Regions from separate parts of the Homo sapiens genome. Here region 1 is linked to region 2. The links are chromatin contacts, found by Hi-C in ENCODE. All regions are on one chromosome and are shown on one strand. Each heading gives the region's core, a stretch centred on a gene start or an enhancer-like site at or near the end of the contact. The rest is flanking DNA. Distances are from core to core; before and after follow the strand shown. Region 1 holds the start of DPP4-DT (DPP4 divergent transcript). Region 2 has its middle 14 kb from the start of ITGB6.

Evidence for each region. A loop is a pair of places that touch in the nucleus more often than their neighbours do. Pooled maps may share reads with other maps.
Region 1: a loop to region 2 is called in a map with no recorded cell type, with 2.4 times the contacts of the local background. The contact joins the promoter of DPP4-DT here to the enhancer-like site in region 2. A Hi-C loop is called at or near these places in 3 of 37 single-sample maps with no recorded cell type and 2 of 50 pooled maps.

The regions. Positions count from the first base shown.
Region 1 is chr2:162,073,607-162,079,829 of GRCh38, reverse strand. It overlaps DPP4-DT (DPP4 divergent transcript), which reads right to left and starts at 4,973. Exons shown (of 3, transcript NR_147697.1): 1 at 4,895-4,973; 2 at 4,219-4,352; 3 at 1,898-2,600. It overlaps DPP4 (dipeptidyl peptidase 4), which reads left to right and starts at 5,615. Exons shown (of 26, transcript NM_001935.4): 1 at 5,615-5,854. The coding sequence starts at 5,849. It also overlaps the pseudogene TIMM8AP1. RefSeq lists a promoter at 3,434-5,210, enhancers at 4,765-5,462, 5,897-6,096 and a silencer at 5,487-5,746.
Region 2 is chr2:160,211,194-160,218,199 of GRCh38, reverse strand. No RefSeq gene overlaps it. Among named protein-coding and RNA genes, the nearest start is that of ITGB6, 14 kb to the right of the region's middle. Within about 2 kb of position 3,684, at least 7 of the 41 ENCODE cell types and tissues checked have a DNase peak (open chromatin) inside an H3K27ac peak, as active enhancers do.

The DNA of each region.
Region 1 (6,223 bases), core at 3,724-6,223, 1.9 Mb before region 2:
CCTCCCCAGACATGTGGAACTGTGAGTCAATTAAGCCTCTTTCCTTTATAAATTATCCAGTCTTGGGTATGTCTTTATTAGCAACGTGAGAACAGACTAATACAGTAACCTGGTACCAGGAGTGGGGTGCTACTGTAAAGATACCCAAAAATGTGGAAGAGACTTTGGAACCTGGTAACAGGCAAAGTGATATGGACAATAAAGTCCAGGCTGAGGTGGTCTCATGCAGATGAGGAACTTGTTAAGAACTGGAGCAGTGGTGACTCTTGCCATGTTTTAGCAAAGAGACTGGTGGCAGTTTGCCCCTGCCCTAGAGATTTGTGGAACTTTGAACTTGAGAGAGATTCTTTAGGGTATCTGGCAAAAATTTCTAAGCAGCAAAGCATTCAAGAGGTGACTTGGGTACTGTTAAAAGCATTCAGTTTTATGCATTCACAAATATATGGTTTGGAATTGGAACTTATGTTTAAAAGGGAAGCAGAGCATAAAAGTTTGGAAAATCTGCAGCCTGATGATGCAATTAAAATGAAAACCCCATTTTCTGAAAAATTCAAGCTGGCTGCAGAAATGAGGAGCCAAATGTTAATCACCAAACAATGGGGAAAATGTCTCCACGGCAAGTCAGAGGACTTCACGCAGCCCCTTCCATCACAAGCCAGGAGGCCTAGGAGGCAAAAATGGTTTCATGGGCTAGGCCAAGGGCCTTGCTTCTTTGTGCAGTCTCAGGACTTGGTGCCCTGTGTCCCAGCTGTGGCTAAAAGGGGCCAATGTAGAGCTCAAGCCATTGCTTCAGAGAAGCAAGCCCCATGCCTTGGCAGCTTACATGTGGTGTTGGGCATGTGGGTGCACAGAAATCAAGAATTGAGGTTTGGGAACCTATGCCTAGATTTCAGAGGATGAATGGAAACTCCCAGATGCCCAAGCAGAGGTGTACTATAGGAGCAGAACCATCATGGAGAACCTCTACTAGGGCAGTGCAGAAGGGAAATGTGGGATATGAGCCCCCACACAGAGTCTCCACTGGGGCACTGCCTAGTGGAGCTGTGAGAAGAGGGCCACCATCCTCCAGCCCCCAGAATGGTAGATCCAGGGACAGCTTGTTCCGTGTAACTGGAAAAGCCACATATACTCAACGCCAGCCTGTGAAAGCAGCCAGGAGGGGGCCTGAACCCTGCAAAACTACAGGGGCAGAGCTGCCCAAGACCATGGCAACCCACCTCTTGCATTAGCATGACTTGGATGTGAGACATGGAGTCAAAGGAGATAATTTTGGAGCTTTAAGATTTGACTGACCTGCTGGATTTCAGATTTGCATGGCACCTGTAGCCCCTTCATTTTGGCCAATTTCTCCCATTTGGAATGGTTGTATTTACCCAACACCTATAACCCCATTATATCTAGGAAGTAACTAACTTGCTAGTGATTTTACAGAGTCGTAGGCAGAAGGGACTTGCTTTGTCTCAGATGAAACTTTGGACTGTGGACTTTTGAGTCAATGCTGAAATGAGTTAAGACTTGGGGGACTGTTAGCATGGCATGATTGGTTTTGAAGTGTGAGGACATGAGATTTGGGAGGGACCAGGGATGGAATGATATGGTTTGGCTGTGTCCCCACCCAAATCTCATCTTGAATTATAGCTCCCATGATTCCCATGTATTGTGGGAGGGACCTAGTGGGAGGTAATTGAATCATGGGGGTAGGTCTTTCCTGTGCTGTACTTGTGATAGTGAATAAGTCTCACAAGATCTGATGATTTTATAAAGGGGAGTTCCCCTACACAAGCTCTCTTGCCTGCCACCATGTAAGACATGACTTTACTCCTCATTCGCCTTCAGGCGTGATTGTGAGGCATCCCCAGCATGTGGAAGTGTGAGTCAATTAAGTTTCTTTCCTTTATAAATTACCCAGTCTCAGGTATGTCTTTATTAACAGCATGAGAACAGATGAATACACACTGCAAGCTTCTCCTTGGCTTGTAGCTGCCATCTTTTCCTATGTTTCTTCACATGGTTTTCACTCTGTCTCTTTCTGTATCCAAATCTCTCCTTTTTATAAAGTTATCAGTCATATTGGATTGGGGCCCACCCTAGTGACCTCATTTTAAATTGATTAACTAGGTCGTGGAGACACGTGAAGGTTGGTGCGGAGTTCGTCTCTGCAAGCATGGTTGTCCTGGGATGGATTCCTCCTGCTCTTCCTCTGCGGCGGGTTTGGGTGCAGTGGACCCGCAGTTGCAGCATTTTCATTGAGGTAGAGACTCAAAAGCAGCGCTTCCAGCAGCTGGTGCACCAGATGACTGAACTTTGTTGGGAGAAGTGCATGGACAAGCCTGGGCCAAAGTTGGACAGTCGGGCTGAGGCCTGTTTTGTGAACTGCATTGAGCGCTTCATTGATACAAGCCAGTTCATCTTGAATTGACTGCAACAGACCCAGAAATCCAAGCCAGTTTTCTCAGAAAGCCTTTCTGACTGATCTCAGCATTACCTCTTTGGAAAAGGAAGGTAGTTCAATAAATGAAGAGCTGTTGATGGGATGATTGAAGAAACAGCTATGAGAGGACTGGCTCCCATCTTTTGTTACTTTTGGGACATCCTGTCATCTGAGAATGAACAAAGACCAATTTTTTGTGTGTGAAGCTTAAGGGTCATATGTTTGCTTGTATTTTTTAATGCTAATCTTGTGAAAATAATTGACAGGTGAATGGAAAACTCTATTTAGATGCATATTACTGTACACGGGACTATGCTTTTCTCAAAGCCCCATTAACTGCTTCCTATTATTTTGATAGTGGGACCACATACATAAAAATCTCTCATTTGTGTGGAGTCATTTCGATTTCAAGGGAGATCCTTGTGTTTTTCAGAAAGGGCAGAAGTGGGGGAAGAATAATTTAGTATCCTTATCTAGTGTTTGATTATCAATGCTGGAGAAAAATATCTGTAAGAGTGTTTATACAGTACACTTCAGTTTTCTTGATGATCTCCCTTTCCTATATGATGATTTGCTTAAATATCCATATTAAGTATAGTCTCAAGGTAAGGTAGGCAGCCTGAGAGTCTAGAGGTCTTTAGTTTTAAAGGAATCTAGCCAGTGAACATAATTCTTATTACTAGACTGCCACAAGGAAGAAATTAACTTACCCTGTATATCAGGGTACAAAAAATTCAATGATGTGCCTAAATAAGTTATAAAGATTTAGGCCAATCATAAGCTAACAGCAGTTTCAGGTAGAGGTGCATGCCTAATGTTAATTAGTGTAGATTCCATTTACTGCATTCTTTTGATCACTGAAATAAAAGCTATATAAGATTCAAAAAAATTGATTAACTCTGTAAAGACCCTATATTCAAATAATGTCACACTCTGAAGTCCTAAAGGTTGGGATTCTAATATATCTTTTGGAGGGACACAATTCAATCCATAACATCAAGTAACTGCACAACCTAGCTACCCTAATAAACTGAGTGTTGCCTAATCTACCACATGATAAAATTGGGCATTTGCAGGAGCATGCTATTATTAAGCGAAAATTGTATCTATATGATAAAGGAGATAAGCCCACCAGGTCCACAAGGCACAAGAAACTCAGACTAGCAGAAAACTTAGACTCTATGATGCCTGCTCCCATTGACTCAATGTCTCTCCCTCAGTGCACACCTATAGCTTCACAAGGAGTTTCCTACAACTAGGCAACAGATGAGGGAAAGGAGTCAATGTTATGCAAAGTAAGCTGGCACTAGCAATAAGTAGATGGCTGCTGCATCAGAGTCCCTCCCAGGGATGTCCTGAAACACAGCAGAAAGGGAAATCTTACTGACAAACAGAACTTTGAGCAGAACATCTGCTTTTCTATTTTGCAAGAAAAAAGAGATGGCCCAATGTAAGATCTACACTGACTCATCAGTGGTGGCTAATGTGTTGGCCAGCTGCTACCTTAAGGATTTGGAAAAAACAAGATTGAAAGACTGGTGACACAGAGGTCAAGGTGGGGGAGGCATGTGAGAGAGTCTCTTGAAATGGGCACAGGGTGTGAAGATATTTGCGTCTCATGGAGTGCCCTCCAGAGAACAAATTGACCTGTCCCGTAGATGTCAGCCAGCCTCCTGCCAGCTTCCTTGGGGCTTGCTGAATGTACAATGAGTGCCATGGTGCTGGCATGGAGATGAAGCACAGGCTTAACTCTCCAGACTTCCTTCACCGAGGCTGATGTGGCTTACCAATGCTGAGTGAGCAAAATGCTGAGAGTGAAGGGCAGCACTGAGCCCCCTGTGGCACCATTCCCCGTAGTCCGTGTTAAATGGCCTCTCTTCACAGCATCAGTTCACAGGGTCCAGTAACACCATTGACTCATCTTCCTCAGCAGTTGGAAGAGGGAGGAGGAGAGTTAGTTTCAGCCTCTGGAGTTGGGGGTGAGTGAGGATACTGATGTATCACAAGCAACTAGTGGGCAAGGGGGAAAAGATGACTGAGTTCAAAAGCAATGCCTGGATTGGAAATAAAAGATGGAAAATTGCATTAATTCATAATCATGTGGTAATGCCCCATCGGACTCTGCATTCTTAATCTTTTACCTCTACTGACAGAGAGGCTTTGCTTTTCAGCTGCTGTGAACAAGCTGAAGAGGCCTTATCCTCTTATCTGCAAGAGTGGAAGTAATCACAGGGGGCCCTAAAGGCAAATGTTTACCTGTGTATTTTATCGTGAAAGTGCCAAGGGTCCAGACCTCACCTCTCTTGTCCCACTTTATCTCCAGTACCTAGAAGGGAGGCTGGCACATTGTAACCACTCAAACATCTGTGGATGACTGGAATAAATGGGAGGATGTAGGAATGAATGAACGAATGAATAATCCTTTAGGGAACAATAGAGAGCTGGGGGAGGGAGAAGCCATACCTGATCTTTTATTCTTCTCCAAAACCCTTGAAAAGACTATGAGAGGCCGCATAGAGTAGCCATTAAGACCTTGAACTCTTAATTTAGGATCTACAACTTCCTAGCTGAATGGCTTGGCCAAGTTATTTATTCTCTGTGTACAGTCTTCCTTCCTGTAAAACAAACACAGTAAATGCTTAGAGCAGCACCTGGGAAAAAGTCAAGTTCCACATAAGTGTTACTGTCATTATTTTTGTCATCTTGATGAGTGTGTAAGCCTGCAAGACAATCGGGAAATTCCCTAGGGAGGGTGAATCCAGATACTCAGCTTCCAAGGGCCATTCAAGAGGGAACAATCACCTTTTCTCTTTGCCTTTCATACTGCTTTAGACCCCTCACTGCTTCCTAACATAACTTTCACTGGCAAGAGACGGAGTCCTGGGTTTCAGTTCCAGTTGCCTGCGGTGGGCTGTGTGAGTTTGCCAAAGTCCCCTGCCCTCTCTGGGTCTCGGTTCCCTCGCCTGTCCACGTGAGGTTGGAGGAGCTGAACGCCGACGTCATTTTTAGCTAAGAGGGAGCAGGGTCCCCGAGTCGCCGGCCCAGGGTCTGCGCATCCGAGGCCGCGCGCCCTTTCCCCTCCCCCACGGCTCCTCCGGGCCCCGCACTCTGCGCCCCGGCTGCCGCCCAGCGCCCTACACCGCCCTCAGGGGGCCCTCGCGGGCTCCCCCCGGCCGGGATGCCAGTGCCCCGCGCCACGCGCGCCTGCTCCCGCGCCGCCTGCCCTGCAGCCTGCCCGCGGCGCCTTTATACCCAGCGGGCTCGGCGCTCACTAATGTTTAACTCGGGGCCGAAACTTGCCAGCGGCGAGTGACTCCACCGCCCGGAGCAGCGGTGCAGGACGCGCGTCTCCGCCGCCCGCGGTGACTTCTGCCTGCGCTCCTTCTCTGAACGCTCACTTCCGAGGAGACGCCGACGATGAAGGTGAGTGCCGCGCCACGTACGTCCCCGGGGCGAGCTGTGGGGACCTCTTCGCCAAACTCCCCAAATGGCCCAAAAGCTGGCGAAACCGGACCAGGGACTCCCCTTAGGCGGAAGCCCCAAGGCCACCCTCTGACAGGTGAAGGGACGTCCCAGAGCTCTCGCTTAGCTTTCGGACCCTGGCTTCTGCTAGGACCCTGGCGTCGAGCTTTGAATGTCCCGGAGAGCCACTCACAGAACGCACGCCCGAACCCGGGCAGGGGTAGAGAAACCAACGCTAATGTGCTCTGAAGGCACAAGTTCAAGGGCACCCGCCTTAGAGAACTCCAACTGGCGCACTCCAGACGCCACCCCCACCCCCAGCCCGCGGTC
Region 2 (7,006 bases), core at 2,435-4,934:
TTCCTAAAAATTTCCTGGAATAACTGTCTTCTCTTTACACTCCTCAAAATTCAGAATTACATATCTCTACTCTTGTTTTTATTTTCTGTTTCTAGAATCATTGTGTGGAAAAAGATCTTGGGATTCTCTATTCCACACTCACCACCTCCCTCCAATTTGAAATGAGGAAAGTAAGACCTAGAAAAAGAAGGAGCAGGAAAGTCACTCATTTGTTGAGAGGCTAAGTTGAGATGAGTCTTAGGTCTTCCTGCTCCTTATTAGTATTCTTCCCCTACACCAATTTGCCTCTTTTAATTTATATCAATTTCTCCAATTAGATGATATATTACTTTGGGGTAGAGATGCCTAATAATATTTTATACAAGACCTTTGACTTATATTATCTCTAATTATAACAACAACCTTGCAAGGTGGCAATTATTATCATTTTACCAATAAGAAGGCTAAGGGTTAGATAAGGCGAGTAACAGGCCCAAGATCAAATAATCAATAAATGACAAAGCCAGGGTTTATTGAATACCTACTGTGTGTTTGAAATTGTGTTAGTTCTCAATTCAAAGAAATTAAAATAGGGCTGGGCATGGTGGCTTACACCTGTAATCTCAGCACTTTGGGAGGTTGAGGTGGGCAGACCATTTAAGCCCAAGAGTTCAAGACCAGGCTGGTCAACAGGCAGAGACCCCATCTCTACCAATGTTTTTTTTAAGTAGCTGGGCATGGTGGCACGCACCTGTAGTACCAGCTGCTTGGGAGGCTAAGGTGGGAAAATCACTTCAGCCTGGTGTGGTGAACTATGATCACACCACCACAATCCAGCCTGGGCAACAGAGCAAGAGCCTGTCTTGAGAAACAAACAAACAAACAAACAAACAAAAACCAGAAATTAAAATACAATTTAGTTAAAGAACATATGTCACAGCTTCAACATAGTTCATAAAAAGTCCCAACTGAATAACATATTCAGGACTCTGGAAATTCACATAGGACAGGCATTTTAACCAAAGATACTTGAAGAGATATTAGACATGATCTTGGCAGTTAAGGATGTTAAGGATAAGTATAATCTAACCAGATGTGGTGGGTTGGAGCATGTATTTCTATGCTGGTAAAAAATGGGTTGTTTGGGAAATGGGAAAAGAATCTATTTTTCAGGAGGTATTGCTTTCACAGGAGAGTGAGTCATGCACGTTATGGAAGTCATGCAAAGTTATGGAAGGCTTTGAATGTCAGGTTAAGTTATTTGGATTTTGTTCTGTAGGTTATGGAAACTCATCAAAGACAGTTGACCTATAAAAAGAGTGTTTTGGCCAGTTGCATAACATGTGAGTGGAGGGAAAGGGCTGGGAGATGTCCGACCACTTAAAGGCTAAAGTGGGTTGAAGACCACTTCATCGCCTACCTATGAGCTAAGAAGCTTGGTATGGAGCTGAGCAGGTTTTAGGGGGTGATGGAAATAATTTTTTGGGTACAAAAATTATGACTACCATTTAGGGAGGTGGAGGTTGGAAGAGTGAATTTTTTAAATTGCTTGTCAAAAGCAGACAGGCTGTTTTCTGAAGCATGTGTGGAAGTTAAGGGTATAAAAGTTTGCTCTAAGGGGACATGGAATAAGGGAATAAAGAGTCTGTTCCAGAGAGTTAAAAGCTTTTACACCCCCAATTCCATCCCACCCTTTACTTGGGCTTCAGGGGTGTGTTTCTATAGGTTTTTAAAATTGTACCCTTCTCTTCCGTTCAGTGGGCATCCACGAGGCTAAGTGTGTGCTGCTTTCAACCTAATGACTTCCAAGTTCATGACATCTCTTCTTGCAAATAGTATTCACACACCTTTATCTTTCCCATCCAATTACTTGAAATAATCACATCAACCAAATGTATTTAATTTAACACAATATTCAATTTATTGCCTGAACAAAGATGGCACTGCTCACCAAATGGAAGTGTGGGCCACCCAGAGAGGACTATATACAATAGCTAATATTTAAGATGTTCATTCATGGACTGACACATGGAAATGCAAATGTGGCTCACCACAGGTCATTTAGTGGTGGGCTAGCCTAGGTCATTCAGTACTAAAACTGTAGTACCTGGGCTACAGTTACTAGATCAAGGGCTGGGTCTGAGTCTAGAGGTCAAGGTGTTATATCTACAATAAAAGTAAAAAAGTATGGGCTGAAGAAAAGTTGAATTTAAGATAAATGCATAAATCAATGCATTAATTAGGTACATAAAAATTGTTTAAACTTTTCTTTACGATGTTTTAATTTTCAACCTTCCAGTCATTGACAGGACTCATTTCTGTACTCTCTCAAAACCCAGGGTCTCTCTTAACTTTGTAGTTAAGAAAAATCTGGAAGTATCAGCCTAACTAATATCAAGGGAAGTAAAAGTTGATCAAGTAATTCCCAAGTACTATACCCTACTCTGGAAACCCAGGTTATGTTTGTTACTTTCCACAGGGAAAACCTGTACATTTAGTTGGGTGATCCAGGAACAGTTATGTGACCTGAAACTGTATAGCACATGTCTCAATATTATTTCAGAGATAAAAGGAGGAAGAGCTTTTCAGCAGGATTTGGAGGGTCTAAAAATAGGGTCCTTGGCTTACATGACTAGTGTCCTTTCCTTACTTAAGGGTTCGGAACTTGTTCTGTGTGCCATATGCTTTTCTGGCAGTCTAATGCAGGCTATGAATCCCTTTTCAGAAAAAAATAATGTTTTAAAATTCCTAAAATAAACTACATACAATTAGAAAGAAAGCCAATTAGACTGAAACATGGTTATCAAATTATTGAAAAACAAATTTACATTATAGTAACACATGTACCTCTTTATTAACACTTTAAATAAAAAGGTCACTGGCAGAGCTAATGAACACTGTGATTTTGACACAGTGCTAAGCGTTGACAACATTTTGAGATATCTGCAACAACTGTAAAGTGATGTGAAAAATATGTGTAATTCCTGTTGGTGAGAGTTCCAAGTACTGCTAATATTACAGTGGTTTGTTGTCTACATTTGTAACGGAAGAAAATGTTTAATTTCACTCTGGGCTTACTGCAAATGAAGATGCAATTTTTTCCCCCTTCCAAAATCAAAGACTCCTCAAGTTCTATCAGCAGATAAACCCAGGTCTTTAAAATGGGTGTATTAAAGGTTTTTTTCTAGGTAACACATAAACCATCAACACTCACTGGAAACCACACGGACAGCTCCTCAGGAGGTGTGGGGTGCCCCACTGCTTGCCCATGGTGCTTGCTGGCCACCATAAGTGGCTCCTGGCATCATGCCTTACTAAAGTGGATGCTCAGTGCATCTACTCAACAACGGTGTGAAGAAGGGAATGGAGAGACAATGAGTGGGTTGGACTTGGCTCACCCTTCCTGCTCTAACATTTGGACACTCTGTGACAAATGCAGAAGGAATTCACTGAAGCCAGCTCAGAGTCCTGTACTGCCAGGCGTGACTGCAGAACACAGCCCAGGCAAGGGATGGAGCAGTAATGCACCGTGGGGTGGGTGGGGGTCCATGCTCAGCCCCAAGATGGAATTCTGTCCCTTCAATAAAGATCTGGAGCAGAAAAGGAGCATGCAGCACCCAGCAACCACAGAGGGTGACCACAGAGCTGAGCAACAGCTGAAGCTGTCCAGCTGCTTTTCTGTGGCAAGTCTACCCACATCCGCAACAGACAAGGGATTCATTCATCAAGACCCTGGCTTCATGAGAAGATCATATGTCAGTGTGTGTTTCTGACAAGTGTTGTTAGCTGAAAGTGTGGACCGAAGGTGCCCCCCAGCTCACCACTACCTAGGCCACCAAGAAAAGGGAAAAAAGAGGCTGAATTCACACAGCCTTGTGAAGTTCCTGGCAGGACCAAGTGTTAGAAACTTAGAAACTACAAACTGTAATATAAAGCAATTATTAAAATGAATAATAGTCGTATAAACTGGGCATGGATGAACGAATTTATTGCATTTTGGAAACTTTTGCATCAGGAGGACTCATATTGTAGAAAAGAGTAATCATAAAAATGGCTGTCATTTTAAAAAACATGCCTACTGTTGCAAGTACCACATGTAATTCTATTTAATTTTATCCTCACAACAACCCTTTGAGCACTTCTAGCCCCTGTAGTGGATTGAATGACGACTGCATCCAAAATATAGGTTCACCTTCCCAGAACCTGTGGATGGAATCTTATTTGAAGAAGCGTCTTTGTAGATGTAATTAAGTAAAGGATCTTGAGATGAGATAATCCCAGATTTTTTGGGTAGGTCCTAAATCCGAAGACAAGTGTCCTTATAAGAAGAGGAAAAGACACAGAGAAGGAGAACGCCAGAGGAGAAGATGTGAAGACGAGGCATCGAAATGATGCATCTACGAGTCTAGGGATGCCAATAAGTGCCGGCAGCCCCCGGAAGCTAGGGAGGGGGAGGGAACCCCTTCTCCCTCAGAGCCTCCAGACAGCTTGCTTTCAGGCTTCTGGTTCCCTGAACCGTGTGTCAGAAAATTGATTTATGTTGTTTTAGGCCACCCAACGCTCTGAGAATCGGAGCTGTTGTTCTAGTTCTAGTACTGAAAACTGCCCATGTGACTCTGGCCAGTCCCTGACTACCAGCGGAGCCCCCTGGGTAAGGTGTGCACACTACCCTGCTGCTCTGCTGCCTGGACAAATCAGTCATTCAAGTTGAATAACACTATTAAGGTAACGATAGTTTAGTATTAAGGTTAACCACCTGCCTACCATCAGACTGCCTGGATTTGAGGCCAACTTTTCCGCTTAGTGCCTATGAGACTGCGACCAAGTTATTTAACCTGAGTCATTTTCTTTTTCTTCTGTAAAATGGGGAGAATTCAAGAGGAGCCTTGAGCAGAAAAAAAGACATTTGGTAAAAACTAAGGAAGTCTGAAAAAAAGTATGGACTTTAGATAATAATAATGTATTAATATTTGTTTATTAATTGTAACAAATGGGCTAGGTGCGGTGACTCTCACCTGTAATCCCAGCACTCTGGGAGGCCAAGGCAGGCAGATCACCTGAGGTCAGAAGTTCGAGACCAGCCTTGCCAATATGGTGAAACCCCGCCCCTACTAAAAATACAAAAATTAGCCAGGTGTGGTGGCACATGCCTGTAATCCCAGCTACTCGGGAGGCTGAGGCAGGAGAATCACTTGAATCCAGGAGGCAGAGGTTGCAGTGAGCCAAGACGGCACTCCAGCCTGGGCGACAGAGTGAGACTCTGTCTCAAAAAAAAATTGTAACAAATGTACCATACTCACATAAGATATTAATAATAGGGACGGCTGGCTATGGGATATATAGAAATTGTACTAATCTAAAACTCTTCTAAAATATTAAATTACATATTATTATTTAAATGGGGAAAATATCAGTACCTCACCTCACATTGTGATAAAGATTTATAACAGTGTTTGGCATATTATAAGAGACATTGTTCGCTATTATTGTTTTAGGGCTGTTATCAGGAACAAGGAATTCGTACTTGCAATGTTCCATGAAACAGGCTAAATCATTTTTTTAAGTGAGATGATGTGACATATTTAGAGTAAGGTTGTCTGAAAATGTTATTATAACTGTAATTTTGACTCATTCCAAAGCTAAGTAAAGCCAATGTAGTAACTAAACTTTGTTTCATGCCTCAGTGTTTCTTGGTTTTTAGATCTTTTCAAACTGTGACTCTGACTACTACTGTAATTGCATGTAGCTCATGCAAACAAGATCTACCTTGTTTATCTGAGAAAAATGGAAAAAAAGAGAAAGACTCACAAATTGCAAATATATCTCCTTTTTGTTTCCTATCTGCTACTGGATTCCATTTTTAAAACACCTACATCATATTTTACTTTTTCCTTAGAAAACCAAGCAGAATGAATTGCAGTGACTCTTATATACTATTTTGACCCCAGGAGGTGGACAAATGACCATATATATACATATACATTCATTCAGATTACTGCAACAATGAAAGAAGCACACTCTTGATAAAACTGGTCATTTTAAGAATGACGGTGTCAACAGAAGAGAGCCAAACTCATTCAGATTGCTCCCACCTTGCCTGATGCCTGCATCATAAGAAAGCAGCAGAAAATCCAAGTTTGGAAAAAATGCTGCACACTTTCTCACCTGAAGAGATGCTTCCTACCTTAGGAAGAGAATGCTGTTTCCTTAACGGAGCTACTCTTCTGGACCTTCTGCAAGTAAGATGGGTAGATGGACAGACAGGCAGATGACAGCTTGAGGACAGGCTATTGTACCAAAAAGAAAGAGACCAAGGGCAGATGCAAGCAGCAACTGGGATCCTCTGCCCAGAAGATACAGGAAAACAATAGATAGCCGTATTCGAAATTCATTTCGCAAAGAAAACCAGTCTACGTCATTCAGTAATAAAACTGTAGTATCTGGGCTATAGTCACTAGGTTAACTATACTAGGTTATAAGGCTGGGTCTGAGTCCAGAAATTTATAATGAGCCATCACTATTGCAAGTGTTTTATCTGAACTATTATCAAAATGGACCTCCTCTCTGGGCTTTCCTGGGAAAATGAATCGTCTCCTGGAAAACCCATCTTGAAAGATCTTTGAATTGCAGAATGCACAAAAAAGGCAGCAGTAAACACATGAATTCACACCCGCCTTTTCCTAAGAAATCTGACTACAATATTATCATAGGATAATGAAAATAGTTTTTTGTTTAATTGTTAAACAAAAGTAAACAATTTTCTTCCCTGTGGGGCTTCTTGAAGTGTTTAATAGGTTATAATGCACATTGTGAGTTTCTGATGGAAGATTTAATAGTCTATATTAAATAAACTGCAGGAGCATTTCATTATCAGGGCAAGGATTAACAGCTCACTTCAGATCACATTTTAGGAAGCTGTGCTCCTCCTCCAGCAACATTCATAAAAATAAATCCTTCTGTTGGTTAACGTTTAAATCCTGTCTTCCTAATCTTTGGTTGCCTAATAGGGCCTAAACAATTTCAAGAC